Linked DNA regions of Homo sapiens: regions 2 and 3 are each linked to region 1. A link is a loop called in an ENCODE intact Hi-C map of the cell type or tissue named here. Cell type or tissue: psoas muscle. All regions are shown on one strand.

What was found. A loop is a pair of places that touch in the nucleus more often than their neighbours do. Peaks named below come from ENCODE experiments on the same cell type or tissue, not always from the same donor. Only the 100,000 strongest peaks of a DNase experiment are listed, where the experiment ranks them.
Region 2: it touches region 1 in a loop (2.4-fold over the local background); 93 of 110 quality-filtered maps call a loop at or near these places.
Region 3: a loop joins it to region 1, with 2.9 times the contacts of the local background. A loop is called at or near these places in 106 of 110 quality-filtered maps.

What each region holds. Positions count from the first base shown.
Region 1 is chr15:78,125,496-78,133,495 of GRCh38, forward strand. CIB2 (calcium and integrin binding family member 2) reads right to left here and starts at 5,950. Exons shown (of 6, transcript NM_006383.4): 1 at 5,670-5,950. The coding sequence starts at 5,720. RefSeq lists a silencer at 5,655-6,174. In psoas muscle, CTCF peaks have their summits at 5,988 and 6,191; DNase peaks (open chromatin) are centred at 3,806, 5,606, 6,036 and 6,376; H3K4me3 peaks cover 2,098 bases; H3K27ac peaks cover 2,384 bases.
Region 2 is chr15:78,192,286-78,200,285 of GRCh38, forward strand. It overlaps ACSBG1 (acyl-CoA synthetase bubblegum family member 1), which reads right to left. Exons shown (of 14, transcript NM_015162.5): 3 at 2,221-2,441; 4 at 1,647-1,735; 5 at 1,221-1,341. Among named protein-coding and RNA genes, the nearest start is that of ACSBG1, 38 kb to the right of the region's middle. RefSeq lists an enhancer at 3,398-3,447 and a silencer at 3,608-3,667. In psoas muscle, a CTCF peak has its summit at 3,549 (motif pointing left); a DNase peak (open chromatin) is centred at 3,609.
Region 3 is chr15:78,237,098-78,245,097 of GRCh38, forward strand. No RefSeq gene overlaps it. Among named protein-coding and RNA genes, the nearest start is that of ACSBG1, 6.5 kb to the left of the region's middle. In psoas muscle, CTCF peaks have their summits at 4,032 (motif pointing left) and 5,194 (motif pointing left); DNase peaks (open chromatin) are centred at 4,014, 5,159 and 6,694.

The DNA of each region.
Region 1 (8,000 bases):
TCCTGACAAAAGATGCAAACACTTCCCCTATAACCCTGCTCCCTGTCACAATTACTTACACCTCCCTACATCAATGGTCCTCACGCTGTGGCTCCTGGACCAGCAGCATCAGCCTCACTGGGAACTTGGTGAAAATGTAGATTCTTAGGCTCCACTCCAGATCTCTTGAATCAGAAACTCTGTGGGTGGGGTCCAGGGATCTGCACTTTAAAAAACCCTCCCAATGATGCTGATGCATGTTGAAGTGTGAGGAAGTCTGCTCTAGAGCAGAATCACTTGGGGGACTGTTTAGGATACCTGTGTCCCCCATCCCTCAGCAGACCCCAGACAAATTGTAGAGAAATCCCCAAGGATGGATCCAGGCATTGGCTGTTTTCAAAGCCACTCAGGTGGTCCCAACGTGCAACCCAGGCTGAAAACCACATCACAACCAGTACATGATGTACCATGCACCTGGCACCTGGGGCTCTAAATATCCAATTTTTCTTAATCCTTATCATTAGCCAATGGGGGTGGGCATTATCTCTCTATCTTAAAGATGGGCAACTTGAGACTCAGCAAAGTTGAGTAGCTTGCCTTAAGTTGCACACACAGCCCAGGAGGGCTGGGAATGGAACTTAGGCCTCTGTGCTTCCCTTTCCCCTGCCCCCCCCCCTTTTTTTTTTGAGACGGAGTCTTGCTCTGTCACCCAGGCTGGAGTACAGTGGCATGATCTCAGCTCACTGCAACCTCCGCCTCCTGGGTTCAAGTGATTCTCCTGTCTCAGCCTTCCAAGTAGCTGGGATTACAGGCATGCGCCACCATGCCTGGCTAATTTTTGTATTCTTAGTATAGAGATGGGGTTTCACCATATTGGTCAGGCTGGTCTCGAACTCCTGACCTCAGGTGTTCACCCAACTAGGCTTCCCAAAGTGCCGGGATTATAGGCATGAGCTACCACGCATAGCCTTCTTTTTTTCTTTTTAATGGGAGTAGACCTTGGGGCCCTCACTGGCAAGGAAGCAGAGGCAAGAAAAGATCCTCTGTGCTTCTTGGCCACTGCCTATGACTACAAACAGAGCCATGACCACTGTACACCAGCCACTCCATGTCCTGCGTCTGCTGTGTATTCCTATACTTATACACAGCAGGTGCTTAATACAGGCTTGTGGGATGAGTGACCAGACTTTTCCATCTATGCCTTCCACAGCAGTTACGTTATTTCAGTGGCTGCAGAGTCCCTGCCTAGTCTTAATCTTTCTTCTCTTTCTGAACATTTAGTAACACCTATTTCTTGGTTTTAACATCACTGACAAAACTGCCATGAACCTGCTCATCAACTGATGTTTCACTTTTTCTTCTGTTCACTTGTTTCCCTGGGACTCACCCCAAGGAGGCAGTGCACAGGTAGTGAATATGGCAGGTGTTCTTAAAAGCTTCTCAGGGCTCAGGGTGGCCTAGAAGTGTGGCAGGGGAAAAGGTTTGGTAGTCAGGGTCAAATTCTAGTCTAGCTTCAGACCCTTAGGCAAGTCATTCTCCTTTCTGAGCCTCAGTTTCTGCATCTGTAAAGTGGAAATAGGCCTCTCTGAAGGGGACAGTGTGAAGAGCAAATGAGATAAGGTACAGGAAGTCTATAGGCCCCAGCTGATAGGAAAGAGTACAACAGCTCCATCCACCACCCAGGTCCCAAAGGCATCTCCCCAGAGTCGGTAGCTCTGCTGTCTTTCCCTTCTCTGGAGTCACCAAACACCCTGCCCACCACTACACCCTCAGCTGCCCTGGGAGCTACAGCCCTATGTCTGAAGGAACCCTTTCTTACACTTTTGGAGAGCAAGTGCCCCATCACTGCTTGGTTCCTGACAGTACACAGGGACACAGGGACAGGTCTTCCGGCAAAGGTCAGGTCTGGGTCATGAGGAGTGGAAGGGAGGGAAGGAGAGAGGGGGCCTAACCCAGGAGTGATGGGCTCTCAGAACATTGGCAGCAGAAAACAGGACAGGCTGGGCTTTTACAGTAGAAGCCCAGACGTTTTCCCAGTTAAGGCTTGAGTTCTGCCTCCGAGCCTATATTCACCCTATTCCCCAACTGGAGTGCCCTCTCCTCTTTCTCCAGGTTGTCCAAACCCTTTCTCCAAAGCTCAACTCAAGGGTGACTTGTTCCAGGTAACCCACCTGCCTCCCATCTCCTACATGCCTGGTCTGCCTGTGCCAGCTGTCAGGAGCCGAGCCATGGGCCCTCCCAGCTCTAATGGAAATGGCTCTCCATCCAGCTCTGCCAGCTCAGGCCTCAGCACTGCCCAGGGGACCATCACACGGCTCAAGGTCAGTCTCCAGTGATCTTAGTTGATCCCCACAAGAACCCTGTGACATGAGCACAGCTGGGTTAGTAGTTCCCATTTTAGAGGTGGAGACACTTAGGCCCAGAAGGGAACAGTGGCTTGCTAAGGCCCACAGCATCAACTACCCAGCTGACTTGAATCTAGGGCTTCAGAATCTTTGTCTAGAGTTCTTTGCTCTCCTGGAGCCACGCCTTAACAAATATTTGTTCATTCATTTGACAACATCCTCCAAACATCTCTTTTGTGCCTGGACAGAGGCCATACAAGAAGGAAGCTGGAGTGTAAACAGTGAGGTGCCCAGTATAAACCATTCTGTGGCCACACAAGGGACTGGGGATGTATATGTGTCAGGCTCCCTGAGTACTCCCAGCTGAATGGATTGGTGGAGAGAGAGTCAGGGAGCCCGTCCCAAAGAGGTGAGGCCTGGCCTGGACAGAAAGATGGGCCAGACTAGGTTAGCAAAGGAGCAGGGAGAGCAGCAGGAGAACAAGGGCCAGAGGTGAGGGAGGGCTTGGCTAGAAGCCCTTCAGTGTGCCTAAAACTTTGGGTGCAAAGGGAAAGGGAGTAAGAAATGAGGCTGGAGGCCCGGCGCGGTGGCTCACACCTGTAATCCCAACACTCTGGGAGGCCAAGGCAGGTGGATCACCTGAGGTCAGGAGTTTGAGACCAGCCTGGCCAACATGGCAAAACCCTGTTTTTACTAAAAATACAAAAATTAGATGGGCATGGTGGTGGGTGCCTGTAATCCCAGCTACTTGGGAGGCTGAGGCAGGGAAAATTGCTTGAACCTGGGAGGCGGAGCTGGGATGCGGAGGTTGCAGTGAGCCGAGATCACACCACTGCACTCCAGCCTGGGTGACAGGGCGAGCGAGACTCCGTCTCAAAAAAAAAAAAAAGGAAGAGAAAGAAAGAGATGAAGGAAGAGTGAGAGAACTAAGAGGGCGGGTGGCTGGAGGGGGATGGGCAGGAGGGGCGCAGGAGGGAGCAGTCAGACCTCCAGTTTGCAGGAGACTGAGCAGGCCTAGCCCAGGGCCCTGGCTGTCGTGATGGAGGAGGGGACCTCCAGGTGACCCACAAAAGAGGCTGAGTCACAGGCCTTGTTCTTAACTGAAAACATGGGCTGAGGGAGAGCAGAGAGTTGAAATGGCTGGAGGAGCAGCAGTGGGTGTTGGAGAGGCTGTGACCCCTGTTTTGGAGTTTGAGGGGTCTGGGGGATGGCCGTACAATGCAGAGGAGTGTTCTGGACAGAAGCTTAAATGTTGGGAATCACCGGCACCGGGAACCAAGAGGGTGCACCCTGCCCAGGAAAGGTTAGACTACCAGGCTGGGAGGTCCCAAGAAACCCTAGGTGTCACTTAGGGGAGAGGGTGCTGTAACTCAGGCTCACCCCCACTCAGCCCGGGCTGGCAATGGCTGGCTGGAGAGCCAGAGGGTAGGAGATGTGGGGCTCTCAGGTTTCACAGCTCTCATTTCTCCCACCCCGCCTGGCAGGGTCTAGCTAGGCTCTGGCAAAGAATCAGAACATAACACTGGGACTGGCTCCGATGAGTAACCCAATGCCAGGCTGGTTGGAGTGGGAACCTGGGCTCCCCACCCCCATGAAGCTACTCCTCACTTCTGAGCATGGCTTGCCTGCTTGCCCCTGCCCACTCCCAAGCCTTTATCCACGCTGTCCCCTCCACCTGGAATGCCTCCTCTGGGCCCCACTGGGCAAAACCCGACCTATCTTCCCAAGGCCTGCTCAAGTGCTGTATCGTTTCTGGACTTTGTCCCCCTTCCCTGCTGGCCTCCCACTGCCCACTAGTGCCCTTCCCTAGAACACACTCCACCACCTGCCTCTATCACAAGGGCCACACACTGGAGGTGAGAGTCTGTCTCTGAGTGTCTGAGACTGAGTGCCTTGGGAACAAAAAGCACACATGGCCCAGCCCAGCCCACTCCCAACTAAAGAAGTGAGCCTAGGAGTCAAGATTCGAAATCCTGTGTGAGCCCTGAATGGCTCCTCAGCCTCTGTTTACACGTCTGTAAAATGGGCTAATAATCCACCTCACTGTGATGATCAAGTGAGTTGATGCGTAGAGGGCATCAATTACTGTGCCTGGTACACAGCAGGTGCTCCATAAATGCGTCTCCCCTCTTCCTTCCCAGGGCCTCACCTGGGGAGCTGAGAAATCCATTACTGACAACTAGGGCTTCTAGGAGGAGAAGGGGCCTTTGTTTTACCTTCACCCACATCAGAGGACCCACACTTCACACCTGCTTTCCTTCACAGCCAAAGTAAGCACTGATGAAGGCAACAAGTGCCTATGGAGACCCTGTTGGTGTTCCTCCTGCCCAGTTACACAGGCCACAACACAATCCTGCCCCCTCCGCCTGGGGAGTCAGGGGAGAGGCATCAGATGTGGGACTTGAAGGGTGAAAGAGATCCTCTGGAGGGGGGAAAGGCATCCAGGCCCAGGAAATGGCATGGGCAGAGGGAGAGAGGGAGGGAGGAATGAGCCTGGTGAGCTGGAGCAACTGCAAATGGTTTTAAGGCGGCTGCCATGCAGAGGGCAGGGAAGGGACCTGGGGAGACTGAGGCTGCAGAGATAAGCTGAGCAATTGGCCAGGGCTCCGGGTAAGCCAAGGGGTTGGGCTTCATCCTGCAACCACAGCGAAGTTTTTACCTGGGTGGGACGGTATTGGGATTCCAGATCTGGAAAGCTGGCTCTGGAGGCAGGAAAACCTAGAAAGGTCTAAGGAGGTGGCTACTGAGGGCCTAAGGGAGCTGGGAGAGGTGGCCCTGGAAGGCTGCTACCGGGCTTGCGTTCTTGCTCCAGTTATCTCCATGCTGGGGTCAGAAGGAGCGAACCCCAGCCGATAAACAAGACAGTCCCAAGGGAAGACTGCATGTGGGGACTGATGCACCCCACTCCTAGACCAGACAGGACGCCAGCTCTCATTTCTGCTTTACAGAGACTCGCTCTCCTGGGCTCCTTCCTGGGGCTGGGGGGCAGGGAGCGGGGAGGGCGGTCCTCCGTCCAGCCTAGTTTACTGACTCCCTCTCCGGGCCAGATGGGCGCTGGAATGGGTGGCTGGAGAGGGGTTCGGGTCCTGCCTAGGGCGAGAGTAGCTGGAGAGAGGCGCGCCTGAGAGGTTCTTCCAACTGGAAAGAGCTCTTATTCCACCGGTGGGGAAACTGAGGCACGGCGAGGGGAAGTCACCGGCCCAAGGTCACGCGTCGAGCTGAAGGCAGAGGCAGGGTTTGAACCTGGGAGAGCTGGCTCTCGGGAGGCCTCGGCCAGCGACCGAGAAAAGGGAGGGGCGGCGGGGCGGCGGGGCCTGTGTTGGGGGCCGGGCGCGCCGAGCTCACCTGGTAGTTGTCTAGCTGCTCTTCGGTGAAGATGGTCTGCTTGTTCCCCATGGTGGCCGCCGCGCCGCCGCTCGCCCGCCCGGGCTCCGACTCCCATCAGCGGCCGCCAGACCCGGAGCCAGCGCCCCGTGCCCGCGGCCCTCGGCAGCCCCGCGGCTGGCAGCGGCCCACGGTGGCCGGACCCTTCCCGCCCCGCAGCTCGCCTGGAGGAGGCGCGCGGGGGTCTCGGAGGCGGGGACGGGAACCCGGAGCGGCAGCGACTCCGCCGCCGGCGGGAAGAGGGCGGGGCACCCGGCTCCGCGGCTGCAGCGCGCCCGGGTCCCGGCAGGAGGCGACCTGGCCCCGGGAGACGCTGCCCGGCACGAACCCTTGGCTCCCGCGGCCGGAAGTGCTGGGGGCGCGCGGGGGTCTCGGAGGCGGGGACAAAGACCCGGAGCGGCGGCGACTCCGCCCCGCAGCAGGAAGAGGTGTGAGCCCGGGTCCCGCCGTGGGAGTCCAGGTCGCACGGCGTGAGGGTGCGGGGCCTGGGAAAAAACCCTCTCGAGGCGGGCAGTGGGGCGAGTGGCGCCCCTTGACCTGGGGCGGGGGCGGCAGCGAGGACTGTGAGTGCGTGGATCTAGCTGGGGCCGGGCTCCGCCACCGTCTCGCGTCGCGACCTTGGTCAAGCCCTTACCCGGGCCCTGTCCCTCTGGGGAGAAGGAGGGGGTCAGTCAAGCTGACATCTGAGGCCCTCCCGGCCAGGCCTCGGGAAGCCCATCTGGCCTTTGGGCGCGGCCTAGGCAGGGCATCTCAGACCTTCTGTGTTCCTTAGGGAGCAGGACAGGATTTACTTGGCTTGGTTACAAACGTGAGACTTGAGAGGATTTAAAGGACTTGACTGTGTCCACAGAAGTGTGACAAAGGCCAAGACATTTTTTGGAGCTTTTAAGCAGATGCCATTGTAAGGGAAGCAGGACTTTACCTCTGCCCTCCTAGGGTCTTTGGCTGGGCTTGAGAATTAATTTGGCATAAGACAGATTAAGGGGAGAAAAACAGATTTAATACAAGTTTTACATGACGTGGAAGCCCTCATAAGGAAATGAAGACCCTGAGAACTGGCAAAATCTAAATACTTTTTTTTTTTTTTGAGATGGAGTCTCCCTCTGTCGCCCAGGCTGGAGTGCAGTAGCGCGATCTTGGCTCGCTACAACCTCCGCCTCCTGGGTTCAAGCGATTCTTCTGCCTCAGCCTCCCCTAGTAGGTGGGACTACAGGGGCATGCCACCACACCCAGCTAATTTTTTTTTGTATTTTTAGTAGAGAGAGGTTTCACCATGTTGGCTGGGCTGGTCTCGAAATCTTGACCTCAGGTGATCCACCTGCCTCAGCCTCCCGAAGTGCTAGGATTAGAGGCCTGAGTCACCACGCCCGGCCAATTATTGTATTTTTTTTGTAGAGATGGGGTTTTGCCGTGTTGCCCAGGCTGGTTTTGAATTCCCAGGCTCGAGCAATCCACCCACTTTGGCTTCTCACCCAAAGTGCTGGGATTATAGGATGTGAGCCATCATGCCCGGCCTCATCTCCTGTTTTTTAGAAAAAGAAGGATGATCAAGAGTGCCCTTCTTGCATCTGCTATTTTTCAAGTGCCTTTAACTCAAATACTCAATATGCCAGAGCAGCATATGTTGTGGTGGCATGTTCTGAACTCCTTCCCCATCCACCAAATGGAGTCACCGCTATCTTTTTGGGGTCCAGCCCATACAACTGTTATTTCTAAACTCAGGACAACTGAATCAGTAGGTATTATCTCCATATTATAGGCAAAGAGTTGGGCTGAGAGAGGTTCAGTAACTTGCCCAGGGTCCCACAGCTGGGAATTAGTAGAACCTGGACTGGACCCAGGCACTGGCTCAACATACCATTCCACAACTGCCAGTGGACTTTGAAGAGATCAGGATTTTTTTTTATTTATATATATAAAAAAAAATAGAGATGGAGTCTCACTATGTTGTCCAGGCTGGTCTCCAACTCCCAGGTTCAAGTGATCCTTCTGCCTTGGCCTCCCAAAGTACTAGGATTACAGGCGTGAGCCACCATGCCTGGGCGAGATCAAGACTTTATGCTTTAAAATGCGTGGTTTGTTACTTTAGGATAGTGGTTCTGAAACCACCTGGGAGCATGTATCAAAATTACTTGGGAGGCTGCACCCCTAGATTTTCTGATTTAGAAGGTCTGGGGTGGCTAAGAATGTGGGTATCGAAAGGGTTCCTGGGTGACACTGATGCAGCTGGTCTTGGAACCATACTTTGAGAGTGCTTAGGCTGCTGAAGCTTGTGGGTTCTGATGGGAACAG
Region 2 (8,000 bases), 67 kb after region 1:
GTCACCATCCTCCCCAAGGCCACACTGCATTTGAGCTCTGGCAGGTCCAGCCCAAGTGTGTGTGTTCACCCACTTCTCTACACCACCTCTGAGTTTAAACCCTGCTCAGAGGCCTTTGTACGTCTATCCAGGCAGCTCTGAGGTCTTCCCGGGGCTTCATTTTATTTTGCCGTGAGCCAGAAGTTCTTGGCCTGGGCTGCCCACAGCCTCACCTGAGGCTATTTTCAAACTCACTCTGATTTGGGGATGCCCTCCAAGAGGTTCTGCCTCAAGGGTCTGGGCTGCAGCCTGGGTCTCCCCCAAGGATTCTGGCGCTGCCCTGCTGGTATCCCCCAAGGATACTGGCCCCACTTGCTTTTCTCTTTCAGGCTTCAGGAAACTTCTCCACTAGAAATGAGGATAGGCACCTGCTCTGGCTCCTCTGGGGATCCAGATCGCATAGTCTTGGAAGGTTGGAGACCATTTGTCCCACCCTCGGGCACAGATGGAAGGTGTGGCCCAGGTGACATCTCCAGAATCACAGGCAAGCCAACAAGTCAGTCTCTGAGGACTCCCTTGGGATGCAGGGAGCCCTTGAATGCCTTAAAGGCTGTTGGGTTCAGCTGGGACAGAGAGGTGTCCCCAGGCCACCACACCCCAGTATGGTGCATGCAGGGACAGAGCCAGTTAGGGGTGTGCCTTAGATCAGGAGGCATCATCAATGCTCCAGAAAAGCCCCCGCTGGCTCTAGAGGCACTCTGAGCTCCTGCTCTGCCCAAACTGTGTCTGACTTGGCTCAACCCCCACCCTGTGGCAGCCCTCACCACCCCCCATCACCCTGTTCCTCACCTAGACTTGAGTGCTCAAGATGTCACAGCCCTAAGCCACTCACCTGCACATAACCCTTCCACTGCCAGAGGACCCCGGCCCCCACAGCTCTTGCTTCCCTTTAGGGGAGACCCTGTCCCAAAGAGAAAGCCATGGAAGGCAGTGGCTGGACAGGAGTCCTACCCAAGGCCTTATCACCACTTCTGGGGCATGTCCCTTGAGCCTCCATTTCCTTGCCTGTCAAATGGGTAAGTAGCCGTTGCCCTGCCTTGCTTGCTGTGTATGCATTAGAGGGTTGCCGTTGAGGATGAGGACACTCTGGATGGAGGGCGGGAAGGTTCCGTGTGAGTTGGAGTGGAGGTGCATGGGGATACCCAGCATCTGACCCCATGCCCACTGCCTCTTCCCCAAACCTTCAGGATCTTTTCCAGCTGCTTCTGCGTGTCGACCATGATGACATTGGCGCAGCAGTCATAAGCGATGTACTGGCAGGCCTCTGGGGAGCTGGTGGTGTAGATGCCAGTGACGATGCCACTGTAGGAGACCCAGGAAGATTCACCTTAGGGGAGGTGCAGAGGGGCCACCCCCTTCCCCCACCCCCACATCTGTAGCCCCCAGACCCAGAGAGCTCCCATAGCCTGGCAGGAGGGGCTCCCAAGGCACCTGAGCACCTCCTCCCCTGCAGAGAGGGCGCCAGATGCAGGTCCACCAGAAGGCCCCAGGGAGGAGGCAGGATGGTGGGGAGTGGGTGGGGGCTGCTAAAAAGAGATAAGGACCCTCCCCTACCCTCTGCCCACTGCCAACCCCCTGGAGACCCCGTCCCTGCCCCCGCCACTCACCCTGCAAATACTGTGCCCACTGCCGAGAAGAACCACTCCGGGGAGTTGAAGCCGAGGATGGCCACACTGTGGGCCTGCTTCAGGCCGAGCTCCAGGTCAAAGGCAGACAGGCCAGGTCAGCCGGGCAGGGACTGGGACCCTCATGCCCCTCTCAGAGCCCCCACCCAGACTGCAGGGGACCTGCAGGCTCCACCCTCCCAGGGTCCCCTCAGTCAGAGAATCCCCTTGGAGGAGAAGGGGTTGGTCACTCAACAGCCCTCACTGCCCCTCCCAGGGCCTTCCCAGCGAGTCTGTCCGGCCCCTCAGCCCAGCACACTGGGCTTCCAGCCCACCCTGAATGTGATCACAAATGAAAAGTGAGTAACAAGTGCTTGGCACATGGTAGGGGCTCAGCAAATAAAAGCTCAGTACGGGGCCCAGCATGGAGTATCAGCCCCACGCACAATGACAGCTTTTACAGTTATTGTTCCTAAGAGCCTTGCCCAGTGGGCAGTTGGAGAGGAGGCCTGTGAGGCCCAGAGCTGGGAGGCACATCTGGGGAGGGGCAAGGCCTTGCCATGAGGGGCCCCCTTACCTTCAGGAAGCCCTTGGCGGCTCTGCGGGCGAGCAGGTAGTATTGGGAGTAGGAGATGTGTTCCCACTTGTCCTGGCGCTTGAAGCCCAAAGCGATGAGGTCCCCATACTTATCCAGGGCCTCGTAGAACATCCGATGCACAGTGTAGGGAAGCTGTGGGCAGCTGGGGTCTATGCGCAGGCGCACCCGCCCATCGGCCCGAGTCGTCCACAGCGCCTCCTCTGTGGGGTGGGGGAGACCACAGCTTGGATCATGCCAGCCTGGGGACACTTGTCCTGCCCTGGGCAGAGCTCGCAGCCCGTCTGGTGCTGACAATGCCTTGGGTCCTCGGCCTTGAGGCTGGCAGGCCAGGGTAGACTGGGGTAGACTGGGGTAGGCTGGGAGACCGCCTAGAGGAGGAGGTCTGACTCAGCCTTGAAGGAAGAGCAAAGTTTAGGGATGCAGCAAGGAAGAGGAGAGGAAATAACTGGAGGACAGACGGAAGTCCTAGACACTCTGTTCCTTCTTTTATCCCAATTGGAATTTGCCTCCCAAGGTTGGGCAGTGGAACTGTCAGATCTCCAGGTGCCTTCAGGGTATCTGTCTTTCCCTGCCCTCCTGTGAACAGGTTGGGGACAGATCCAGCTAGACAGAAGGTCAAAGCACCAAAGAGAACGACCCTCCCGAGGGTCTGGAGGAGACTGAAAACCATCAGCCCTGCTCTCCAGCCTGAAGTCTCCCAGTCTCAGAAAATAACAACAGTCTTTGCTCATTCTCCTCCTACAAATGAGGTGTCTCATTTAGTCTTCACAGCATGGGTTTGGAGAGCTCCACTGCACAGACGGGGCAGCTGCAGCTCAGAGAGGTTCAGTCATTTATCGAAGATCACACATCAAGGAAGTGCAGGGTCAGGATTTGAACTCAGGTGTACCTGATTCCACAGCTCACACTTAGGACATTGTCTGGGGTGCCACCCTGCCTTTAAGAGTCAGAGGCTTACTCTGTGTATGGTGGGTGGGAACAGAGGTCTACCACTTAGTATGCAAGACTTGGACAAGCCACTGAACCACTGAGTCAATTTCAGGGGAAAGATGAGGACTCAGTTCTCAGGGTGGACATGAGGATCAAGAGAAAGGGTGTATATGAAGAAGCTTTGACCTATGGCTGGTGCTCCATAAATGCACATTTTCCTTCTTCCTCTTTTTTCCAAATTTGCAAAGGAAGCTTGGATGGGTGGTCTGGACCCTTTGGTCCCGTGAGACGTCCTTTCCTTGGGGCAAGGGTGGTGGTTCCATGATGATGGTGGGAAGGGATGAGGGCTGGCCAGGACAGGTGGGGCTGCCCTGCCACCTGCTGGCCAGACCCACCTCGCCTATTCTCCTGTCACCGGTCCTTCCCTGAGGCAGACAAATGAACTAGATGAGCTTGTTCCTCCTCTTTGACACTCTTAGGTTGCATGCAGACTCAGGTTGGCAGAAAGAGGTAAAGATCTGGGGGCTGGGACAGGAGAGCCCATTCCTCCTCCTGTGGAGGGCCGGAAGTAGGGATGACAAGGACATATCCAGACCCAAACGGGATACATGGCAGCCTGCAGGAAATGCAGGCGGGACAGGGGAGGGTGCCAGAGAGGTGCTTGGCACCTCTGTATGGCAGAGGTTAAGACCTTCTGGGATGGATGCCCATGCCACTGGCCATGAGGGAGCCCTGAGCCTTCAGGTAGTGGCGTGAGTCAAGGGCCACTAGGCCCCGTCCAATCACTCCTCAGACCTCTCCAAGCCTTGCCCCATATCCCGGGATGCTAGCCTGGTGGACCCCGCTGATCTGCCTCTTCAGAGCCTCTAACTGTTGCATTTTGCTAAAGTCCATGCCCAGACCAGAAAGTCAGGTACACCTGGGTTCAAAAACCTCAATTCTGCCTCTGTGTGCTGTTTGACCTAACAAACCATTCTCTCAGCTGCATCTTCATCACCTGCAAATGTGAGGGGTTGATGAGGACATGGGGACACAGAAGCCCTCATACAGTGCTGGTGGGAATGAGATGGGACAGCCATGTGGGAAAACAGGTTAGCAGTTTCTTAAAGAGTTAAACATAAAACTACAGTACGACCCAACAACTCCACTCTTAGGTATCTACCCAAGAGAAATAAAAACACATGTCCCCACGAAGACTTACACACAGATGTTCTTCACAGCATTGTTTATGAGTCAAAAAATTGAAACAACCCAAATGTCCACTGACTGGTAAATGAAAAACAAAATGTGGTCAGAGAGTAGAATGCTATTCAGCTCTGAAAAGGAACAAAGTGGCCTGGTGCAGTGGCTCGCACCTGTAAACATGTGAGGAGACTGAGGCGGGGTATCACTTGAGCCCAGGAGTTCAAGACCAGCCTGGGCAACATAGTGAGACCCTATCTCTAAAAAAAAAAAAAATTAGCAGGGCATGGTGTTGTGTGCCTGTATTCCCAGCTACTTGGGAGGCTGAGGTGGGAGGATTGTTTGAGTATGGGAGGTCAAGGCTGCAGTGAGCCATGATTGCACCACTGCACTCCAGCCTGGACAACGGAGTGAGACCCAGCCTCAGAAAAAAAATTAAATCAAATTAAATAATAAATTAAAAAAATATAAAAAGGAATAAAGTATTGATAGAGGCTACAACATGGATGAAACTCAAAAACATGTTCAGTGAAAGAAGCCAGGTGCGAAAAAGGAAAGGCAGAAAAGATAGAAAGCAGATTCGTGTTTGCCCCGGGCTGGAGGTGGGAGTGGGGAGTGACCGTGGAATAGGCACAAGAGATCTTTTTGGGGTGAAGGAAATGTCCCAACATTGGATTGTGGGGATGTTTTGCAACTCTGTAAATTTGCTAAAAATAATCAAATTGTGCACTTAAAATGGGTAAATTTCATGGCATATAAATTATAGCTCAATAAAGCTACTTAAGAAAAACAGAGAGAGGGCCCGCATGGTGGCTTACGCCTGTAATCCTAGCACTTTGGGAGGCCAAAGTGGGCGGATCACTTGAGGCCGGGAGTTAAAGACCAGCCTGAGCAACATGGTGAAACCCTGTCTCTACTAAAAATACAAAAATTTGCTGGTGGTGGTGGTGCACATCTGTAATCCCAACTACTTGGGAAGCTGAGGCATGAGAATTGCTTGAACCCGGGAGGTGGAGGTTGCAGTGAGCTGAGATCGCACCACTGCCCTCCAGCCTGGGCGATAGAGCAAGACTCTGTCTTTAAAAAAAAAAAAAAAAAAAAAAAATAGAATGTTGACCCCCCACAAAGTGGTGCAAGAATCTTGTGCAATGGCCCTCAGAGCATGCCCAGGGCCTGGCATCCAGTTGCCTCTCAGTGGTTATTAGTTCTCTTCCCTCCCCTGGCACAGATTCCTCCTACGCCTGGACTACAGAAAAGGTGACTTTCTCCCGTGGGCACATCTAGAAGCTCACGCTCCTCTGTATTCACCTGTTCACCCAGGTTGCCAAGAAGAGCAGAGGTGAGTCTTGGGATCTCCAAGCCAAACGTTTTAACTTGAGCATTTATAATCTCTTTTTTCTTTCCTTTTTTTTGACATGGAGTCTCACTCACTATATTGCCCAGGCTGGAGTGCAGTGGTGCGATCTGGGCTCCTTGCAACCTCCACCTCCTGGGTTCAAGCAATTCTTCTGTCTCAGCCTCCCGAGTAGCTGGGACTACAGGCATGCACCACCATGTCTGGCTAATTTTTTTTGTATTTTTTGGTGGAGACAGGGTTTCACTGTGTTGGCCAGGCTGGTCTCGAACTCCTGGCCTCAAGTGATTGACCTGCCTTGGCCTCCCAAAGTGCTGGGATTACAGGCGTGAGCCACCGTGCCCAGCCACTATAATCTCTTTTTTTGTTTTTGAGACAAAGTCTCACTCTGTCGCCCAGGCTGGAATGCAGTGGCACGATCTTGGCTCACTGCAACCTCTGCCTCCTGGGTTCAAGTGATTCTCCTGCCTCAGCCTCCCAAGTAGCTGGGATTACAGGTGCCCGCCACCATGCCTGGCTAATTTTTGCATTTTTTAGTAGAGATGGCGTTTCGCCATGTTGGCCAGGCTGGTCTTGAACTCCTGACCTCAGGTGATCTGCCTGCCTCGGCCTCCCAAAGTGCTGGGATTACAGGCATGAGCCACCGTGCCTGGCCTATAATCTCTTTTTAATGACAAAAATATGCATACTTGTTCCAAGAAATATGAAACAATTTAGCAGTCTATGACAGAAAAAGTGATAGGCCCTCTTTCTACAAATATTCATACAAGGACTTAGGTTTTATTTTGTTGTTGCAATTGCTTTTTATGAAAAATAAGGTGGCAGGGGAGAGAGATCATCTTATTAATGTATTAATCACAGGTAGCAAACCCAAAATGCTCATGGGACCAGGCGGGTAGTGTATCAGCATCATAGTAAATAATGTATAGTAATACATAATAAATGAATGAAGTGGCCCAGGATTTGCAAATGAAACCAGAGGCAGTCTTCTTTTCCAGGAAGAAATGAGCTCCCTCTCATTTTCCTTTAGACACATGGCCCTTGGAGTCCACCTTTTGTTTCTCTGCTTTTTATAGAGACATGGAACAGCGCAATATTTTTCTTTTCTTTTCTTTTCTTTCTTTCTTTTTCCTTCCTTCCTTCCTTCTTTTTTTGAGACAGGGTCTCATTCTGTCACCCAGGGCTCAAAAGATCCTCCAGTCTTAGCCTCCTGAGTAGCTGAGACCACAGATGCACAGCACTAAGCCCAGCTAATTTTTTTTGTATTTTTGGTAGAGACGTGGGGGTTAGCCATGTTGCCCAGGCTGGTATCGAACTCCTGAGTTCAAACGATCCTCCAGCCTTGGCCTCCCAAAGTGCTAGGATTACAGGCATGAGCCACTGTGCCTGGCCATATTTTTCTATTACGCAAAAAACTACAGGCCAAGTGCAGTGGCTCACGCTTGTAATCACAGCACTTTGGGAGGCCAAGGCAGGATTGCTTGAGGCCAAAAGTTGCAGACAGCTTGAACAATAGAGAGACCTTGTCTCTACAAAAAGTAGATCTTATCTCTACAAAAATTTATCCAGGTGTGTGAAGTATGTAAAGTAACGCATATGCTAATTAGATCAATTTAGCCATTCCACAAAGTAACGGGGACCACAGGTGCATGCCACCATTCCCAGCTTTTTTTTTTTTTTTTCTAGTAGAGACAAGGTCTTGCTATGTTGCCCAGGCTGGTCTTGAACTCCTGGTCTCAAGCAATCCTCCTACCTTGACCTCCCAAAGTGCTGGGATTACAGGTGTGAGCCACTGCGTCCAGCCAAATATATGTTTTAAATCATATGAATCAAATCAAACCTAGCCATTAGCCAAATCATCCATCTTTAACGTTGGTGATATTAACATGCCTGCCTCATTGTGTGCATGCTGTGTGGCTGCGTTGTACTCCACGGTTGGGCCCTCTCATAATTTACTCCGCCACTCTCCACTGAAGGACGCTCAAGTGGTATCCAGCCTCCAGCCCTCCTTCTCGGTTTAGATTATTAGAAGGAGGTTTACCGGATCAAGAGAAAAGAGTGTTTAAAATCTTGATGGACATTTTGGACAGAATTCTTCACCTAATTTCTCCTCTCCCATCAGCTACATGGTTCTGTCTTTTTCCTGTTTCCTCTTCCATGGAGCCTGTGCTTTTGTGTCAGGTCATCTCATATCCTTCCTGGAAGGAGGGAATGAGGCATGGGAAGGGAAGGAAGGTTCATAGGTCTGCAATGTCAGTCTCCTATTAGTCCAGCTGTTTCATGACAGGGACAA
Region 3 (8,000 bases), 110 kb after region 1:
GAAGAGAGTCCAAACAGAAGCAAGGCCCTGGGGAGGGCCTTAAGAAGACCTCCCTTGGGCAGATCTTCCAGGTCTGAGCATATCAGGGACCTGAGGTGGCCCAAGAAAGCGACAGGGCCCCAGAGTGCTCAGCGCGGGCCACAGAGAAAAGATGGCTTCAAGGAACCAAAAGCAAAAAGGCCCGGCACACCCTCTCGCCAGGGCAGGCAGTGAACTGAGGGTCAGGTGGCTGCTGGAGGAGAAAGTTGGTGGGCTGGCAACAGAGGCTGATAGGAACAAGGTCATTCTGCAGTCACTGCGAGGAGGGCTGACCCCACCTGGGAACCAGGACAAAGGCAATATATCAACAGAAGCTCAAGGCTGGGACATGGTGCTGAAAAGGTCAGGCTGTAGTGGAGTCTGATTTGGCTGAACTTTTTAAATGGTTCATTTCATTTTGAAAAATAAATACAAGCAATATGCCAGTTATGTCCAGATTCCCTCTCTACTCTCTCCCCTGGTTCTGTCCCCAGAGCTGCCCTGTGTGAGCCTCCCTTGGGCTCCCGGCCTCTGGCCTCTGGTTGTCAGGCCAATGCCAGGTGGTGGCAGGACAGCAGAAGGTAGAGAGAAAGAAAGGTTGGAGTTTTTATTCCTCTCCTTCCCTCCCGGCTGGCCACACTTTTGGCAGCAGCAGCCCCTCCAGCCAGCTCTGGCCTCAGGGGGAACAGTTCCTCCCCAGCTCCTTCAGGTCAGAAGTGTCTACCTCCCTGCAGCTGCCTCACCATCCCCTGTGGCTCCCTTAACACTGTCCTCACCTGTCCCTTCATTTTCTTCACCTACCACTTTTAAGGGGCCATCTCTTGCAGAAAGAACCCTGATTGATACAGTGGAACATGAAAATGTACAAAGGGGACTAACTGCTTGATGGGTATGGGGTCTCCTTTTGGGGTGATGAACATGTTTTGAATCTAGATAGAGATGATGGTTGCACAGCACCGTGAATGTACTAAATGCCACTGAATTGTACACTTTTTTTTTTTGAGACAGGATCTCATTCTGTTGCTTAGGCTGGAACGCAGTGGTGCGACCGTAGCTCGCTGCAGCCTCAAACTCCCAGGCTCCAGTGATCCTCCCACCTCAGCCTCCTGAGTGGCTGGGGCTACAGGCATGTATCACCATGCCTGGCTAATTTTTAAATTTTTTTTGGAGAGACAAGGTCTTGCTATGTTTCCCAGGCTAGTCTTGAACTCCTAGCCTCAAAGGATCCTCCTGTCTCAGCCTCCCAAGGTACTGGGATTATAGGTGTGAGCCACCATGCCCAGCCATGAATCCTACACTTTAAAATGGTGAATTTAATGTTATGTGAATTTCACCTCAATACAATGTTTTAAAAAGTACAAAGGGCTTCATAGTAAAAATTAAATTTTCCTCCCACTTTTCTGTCCCTCTCCCCACCATCCTTCACTCATTTCTTTTCTCCAGAGCCACCACTGTTAAAAATTTCTTTTTTGCATCATTCTAGAAATATCTTGGATATATACAAATGCTAACATATGGCATACACAGTTTCGTGTCTTCTTATACTTGACAACATTTGCTGGAGAACTTTTCATATTTTTGCCTGGAGAACTTCCTGGTTCTCTTTTTGTGGGGTAGGTACAGCATTCCATGGAAGGGCTGGCCCGAGATGCATTTCAACAGCTCTGTAGGATGAACATTTAGGTTGTTTTCAGTCTTTTGCTGTTACAGATGAAGCTGTGATGAATAATCTTATCCTTGCGTGGTTCGTACTTGAGCTAGTCTATCTCTAGGATAAATTCCTAGAAATGGGACGCTAGGACTTGACTAAGTTTAAACTTGAAAATGACCGAGTTTTTGCGAAACTCTTATTGGGTCGGGGGGTCCTTGCTCCCAGAGCTCCCAAGATGGTGGCGGGCCGCTTCCAAGATGGTGGCAAGCCTTGTGTTCTCTGACCTGGGGTTCTTGGCCTCATGGATTCCAAGGAATGGAATCTTGGGCCATGTGGTGAGTGTTATCGCTCTATTAGAAGCCGTGGATCACGGAAGAGAACCGTGGAACCCAGTGACTAGCGTTCAGCTGGATTAGGACAAACCTGGGCACCTAGCTGTGCAGGAACAATGGCAAGCCTTTAGCCGGATCGGGAGCGGCAATGGGTGCCTCATTGGATCAGGAGCACAGTGGACACCCTGCCGGATCCAGACGGATGGCAGTCAGCAGCGGGTCTGCGACAGCGGCAAACAGCAGTGGTGGACGGCGAGCAAAAGCTCAGCTCGAGCGGTAACAAACATGGACCAGAAGAGAATTGCAAGATTTTTTTTTTTTTTTTTTGAGATGGAGTCTTGCTCTGTCGCCCAGGCTGGAGTGCAGTGGTGTGACCTAGGCTCACTGCAAGCTCCACCTCCTCAGGTTCACACCATTCTCCAACTCAGCCTCCCGAGTAGCTGGGACTACAGGAGCCCGCCACCATGCCCAGCTAATTTTTTTGTATTTTTATTAGTGACTGGGTTTCACCATGTCAGCCAGGATGGTCTCGATCTCCTGACCTCGTGATCTGCCCGCCTCAGGCTCCCAAAGTGCTGGGATTACAGGCGTAAGCCACCGTGCCCCACCAGTTGCAAGATTTAGTAGAGTGAAAACAGAGCTCCCATACAAAGGGAGGAGACCCAAAGTGGGTAGCCAGTTGCCAGCTGGAATGCCTGGGTTTATATCCCGATTGTCGTTCCTCCTGCTGTGCTCTCAGGCAATAGATGATTGGCTATTTCTTTACCTCCTGTTTTTGCCTAATTAGCATTTTAATGAGCTCTCTTTATTACCTGATTGGTCAGGTATGAGCTAAGTTGCAAGCCCCGTGTTTAAAGGTGGATGTGGCCATCTTCCCAGCTAGGCTTAGGGATTCTCAGTCGGCCTAGGAAATCCAGCTGGTCCTGTCTCTCAAAACCAACAGATTAAATGTCCTGCCATTAGGAGGAAGGGTGGAGAGCTGTAAAAAAAATTTTTTTTCCATTGAGTTACAGAAAATAAAACTGCAGTTTTGCCCACCTGAGTTTGTCGATTGAGGAAGTTTGTGCCTGCTATGCGTGTAAGGCCAAATGCCTCTGCACCAGCCTCTACTGTCATCGAAGTGATTGCTGCCCTCACTGGTTTTCAACTTCAAGAATTGGCTGGGTGTGGTGGCTCATGCCTAGCACTTTGGGAAGCTGAGGCAGGTTGACTGCCTGAGCTCAGGAGTTCGAGACCAGCCTGGGCAACACAGTGAAACCCCATCTCTACTAAAATACAAAAAATTAGCTGGCGTGGTGCTGTGCACCTGTAATCCCAGCTACTCAGGAGGCTGAGGCAGGAGAATTGCTAGAAGCCGGGAGGCGGAAGTTGCAGTGAGCCAAGATCACGCCACTGCACTCCAGCCTGGGCAACAGAGTGAGACTCCATCTCTTAAAAAAAAAAAAAAAAAAAATCAAGACCACTATTTTCCAATCAATTTCTTTACCACCTTCATTAGTTTTGCCATATTTGGTTTCCCCAGGGGTATAGTACATTATTTACTATTTTTCAACTCCATTTTATAATTTAAAAATGAAATAGCTTTATTCTAAGCAATTGAAGAACTTGTTATATAAATATATACAGATATTTCCCAATGCATGTTGAAATTAACATGAAACTACCTTTTCTTCTTTCTTTTTGAGAGATTGAGGGGGGGGTCTCATCATGTTGCTCGGGCTGGTCTTGAACTCCTGGGGTCAAGCAATCAGCCTGCCTCCCACAACAAAGAGATATTAAGTGTTTTGTTTTTGTTTTTAAAAGCCTTTAAAAAGGCTTGGGTGGGAGGGTCATTGCTGTATGTTTTCAGCATTAGCTTTTCTGGGCCACTTTTTTGTTATCATGCGTATGTATTACCAGGAGACGATTTTTTTTTTCTTTTTAAATTTCAAAATACTGCACCTGGGGCTCTGGATTGAGGCCTCGCAGTCGTCTCTGGGTGCAGGACGAGCAGGAGAACAATGGGCCTCTGCTGACCCCTGCTGGCCAGAGCGCCTCCCACCCACCCAGGTCTCCACAGGACTGGGATCTTGCGCCACTGCCTCCATCCCCAGAAACAGCCGTCCTTCCTCCCCTGCCCCCAGAAGGCCTCCGGCAGCCACCACAGTGTGCTCTGGACATCGAGTCTGGGGCCCGGCTGGGAGACCCTTGTGCTCCAGAGGGCGCTGAGGCTCTGGGCTGCATTTGTGTCCCCTCTGGCCCTGTCTACATCGAGTGGGTGGGGTGTGAGTCCTGGGATCAGAGTATCCTCCAGCTCTAGATAAAACCCGACTTTGGAAGGCCAAGGTGGGTGGATGACCTGAGGTCAGGAGTTCGAGACCGGTCTGACCAACATGGTAAAGCCCTGTCTCTACTAAAAATACAAAAATAAGCCAGGCGTGGTGGTGGGTGCCTGTAGTCCAAGCTACTCGGGAGGCTGAGGCAGGAGAATTGCTTGAACCCAGGCGGTGGAGGTTGCAGTGAGCCAAGGTTGCACCACTGCACTCCAGCCTGGGTGACAGAGACTCTGTCTCAAAAATAAATAAAATAAAATAGATAAAACCCAGAGATTTTTGGAGATTCAAACTCCTCTCCCAGGGACTCACATTCTCTGAGCTATGGGTCACCAGGGCAGAGCTTTCCTGAGAGGAGGGGCAGAAGAACGTAGCACATAGAGGATTCTAACCTGCCAGGACTGAGCTGGGAGTGGGCAATGGAGACCACGGAGGATGGAGGCCTTTGGAGGATTAGGGAAGGAGGAGGAAGGGAGGGAACCCAGATGTCTGGGCAACCTCTGCAGAGGAGGCACCTTCTTTTCTCACCTGGAAAGACCTGGATCAAGGGCCACGTGACCCGTATTCTCCAGATCTGCACCATATAGGGCAGGGGTGGAACACACTGGTTTTTGGATTTGCACCATGACCCAAGCCAAGTCACCTCTCTGAGTCTCAGTTTCCTCCTCTGTAAAATGGAGAGTCCTGATTACCAGGGGCAGAACCCCTAACTGAAACCAGCAGAGACAAAAAGGACCACGAGATGATGGGTGCAATGCAGGACAGGGTGAATAACTAAACACAAAGGGGCGAGGGGTGCTCTGCCACTGGGAAGGATCCCCCTTCTCCACCTCCCTTATGAGGGAGTGAATCTCATGGCTCACTCTGCACTGGCTCCCTCCTGTGGAGAGACCGGGGATAGGAAGACAGCCGTAAGTTCCCCGGCTTTCTCCCCTCAACAGAATGGTCCAAAGTGCAGCACACACAACCTGTCTGGGTCACCTACATGACATAGCAAAGAGCTATGTTTCCTTGTGCAATGAAGAACAGCTCAGAAATGCAACTACCTTCTATTTATTTGCTTTCCTTCCTTTTCTGCCTCATGTCTTTTTTTTTTCCCTGATTCTTGTGCCCTAGAATTCCACTTCCAATAAAGCCTTAGGACATAAACTTTGCCTTGGGCTCTGTTTTCTAGAGCATCTGGGATGAGATAGATGCTTATAAGCTGTTTGACCTTGGATACATGACTTAACCTCTCTGTGCTTCAGTTTTCTTATTTGTAAAATGGAGTCATGATTCCTAGTTCATGAGGTTGCAGTGAGTTAAGTCTACTGAAGGCACTTAGAGTGGTATGTAAACATCCAGTTAGAATTCATTGCCAGGTGCAGGGGCCTACACTTGTAATCCTGGCACTTTGAGAGGCTGAGGGGGGATTGCTTGAGTCCAGGAGCTTGAGACCAGCCTAGAGACCTTGTCTCTACAAAAAAAAAAAAAAAAAAATTAGTTGGGCATGGTGGCACATGCCAATAATCCCAGCTACTCAGGAGGCTGAAGCGGGGAGGACTGCTTGAGCCTGGGAGTTTTAGGCTGCAGTGGGCCAAGATTGTGGCACTGCACTCAGCCTGAATGACAGAGCAAGACCCCGTCTCAAAAAAAAAAAAAAAAGAAAACAGAAAAAAAAAGTTTTCGCTGTTTTTAGTATCCTCGGGCCTGAGAATGCTCTGGACATTGGGACAGAGGCAGCTCATTGGCAAAAAAAATGGAGATTTGAATGACTCTCCAGGGATCTCATCACGACAGAGCCACGCAGCTGAGGATGTCTGTTGCTACCCAGGCTGCACCTTCCACGCTGGCTGCCCCTGACCTTAGGCAGTGGCCTGAGGCTGGGGAAGGAACACTGGATTGAGAGTCAACAGGACTTGGTTCCAGCTTGCATGACCCTGGGGGAAGCCTCCACATCGCAGAAGCCCAGTTTCCTCACCTGTAAATGACTACATTGATTGAACAGAAACCCAGTGAGCACTTAGCCCAGATGGGGTCTGTGAATGTCACACCTGGAAGGGCTTAGAAACACTTCTAGCATTCTGCCTTCCTTTTAGATGAGAAAACTGGGGCCCTGAGAGAGGAAATAACCTGGCCAGGGCGAGGGAGAGGACTTGTGGATTAGACAGGGACAGAGGAGGTGTGGCAGGGGGAGGGGATATGCAAATTCCTTTCTCAGCGCCTGAGCACTAGCCTGGGAATACCTGGGAATAACTTCCTCTGGCACAGACCCCCAACATCAGGGACCTCAGAAAGCGGTATCTTTTCTGAATCTGGGGACCCCTCCAGGTTCGGCTTGGGCCAGCGGATGTGGCTGGGAATGGGAAGCCAAGGCCCAGGAGTCCTGGCAAACGGCCCAGACAGCCAGAAGCCAGGGCCAGCACAGGCTGGGGCAGATCAGTGCTGCTCACCAAGGGGCTGGACAGCCAAGCATGAAGAACTTGCTCCCCTGCTCAAACCCCATGTCCTACTTAATGACAAACTTCTAAGGCCAGGAAATGGGGGGCTGGGGGAACATCTTCAGCTGAGCCAGGCTGGGGCCCTCTGAGATTCCAGCTGAGTGTTGCCCCCACCCTCCTTGTTGATGTCCAGAGGGCAATTGCTGGGAAGAAAAGAGTGCCCAGATGAGTTTGCACTCAGGTGTGAGAGGTGCTTCCTGGACTTCCAGAACAAGGGAGGAGAGGGGAAGGAGGAGACACTGGTGTCCAGAGCCATGCCAGACATTCACCTCCAAGGCTTCATGTGTGCTTCATGACAGTCCTGCCAGAAGGCATTATTATAACCCTCCATTGTGCAAATAGGGACCTGAGAGGGCTGCGGCATGCCAACGTGCCATAGTAAGCCAGTTTCAGAACATACACAGGGTGACCTCTGACCCAGGCCTCTTATCTCCAGGGCCAAGGGTGGGGCAAGAGCTCAGAGGAGGGCTCTGCAGCTATAGGGTGATGAGTGCGTGGTGGTTGCATTGACCGTGGGAATGGGCCTTTCTCTGCTTGTTCTCAAGGAGACCAGAGGAACTCATCGTGCAGGGCAGTTACAGCTGAATGAATTCGTGCTCTTTTCTGTCATGTTACCCAAGGCTCTAAAAAAGTTTTTTTTTCCTTCTCCCCAAACAGGAATTTGATCACCCCAATAGACCACTCTTGCCTGGTAGGACTTTGGGAGCTTCATTATTTATGAGGGTCTCTCTCAGGCAGAACCCAACCAGACCTTGCCCCCACTCCAAGATAGAGCAAAGCCCCTATCACAGCCTGGAGAAGAGCTGCCATCCTGGATGCTTGGGAACAGCTGGAGTCAGCCTTGATCAGCCCTCTCTGAGGACTCAGGAGGGTCCTTGGCAAGAAGAGTCGTCCCATCCCCAGGAACCATCAGCATCTCTGATGTCCTTCAGAGCCTGAACATCTCGGTAAAGAACATTCACACTGCAGGGCCATGAAGGCCAAAGAGAGTGACACAAAGAGACACAAAGCCCTTTAGTTGCTACTTGAGGGCTGGGCCCAGGTAGAGATTGCAGACACCCCACCGCCTCCTCCCACTCCAGCTTCCCACATTTATCTCCTCTGGGAAGCCTTTCTAGACACCCCCACATTCCCCAACTTCCTCATATAGTCCATGGAGACTCCCCCACCGCCTGCTACTCTCAGCTAAACTGCCACTTCTGCTCAG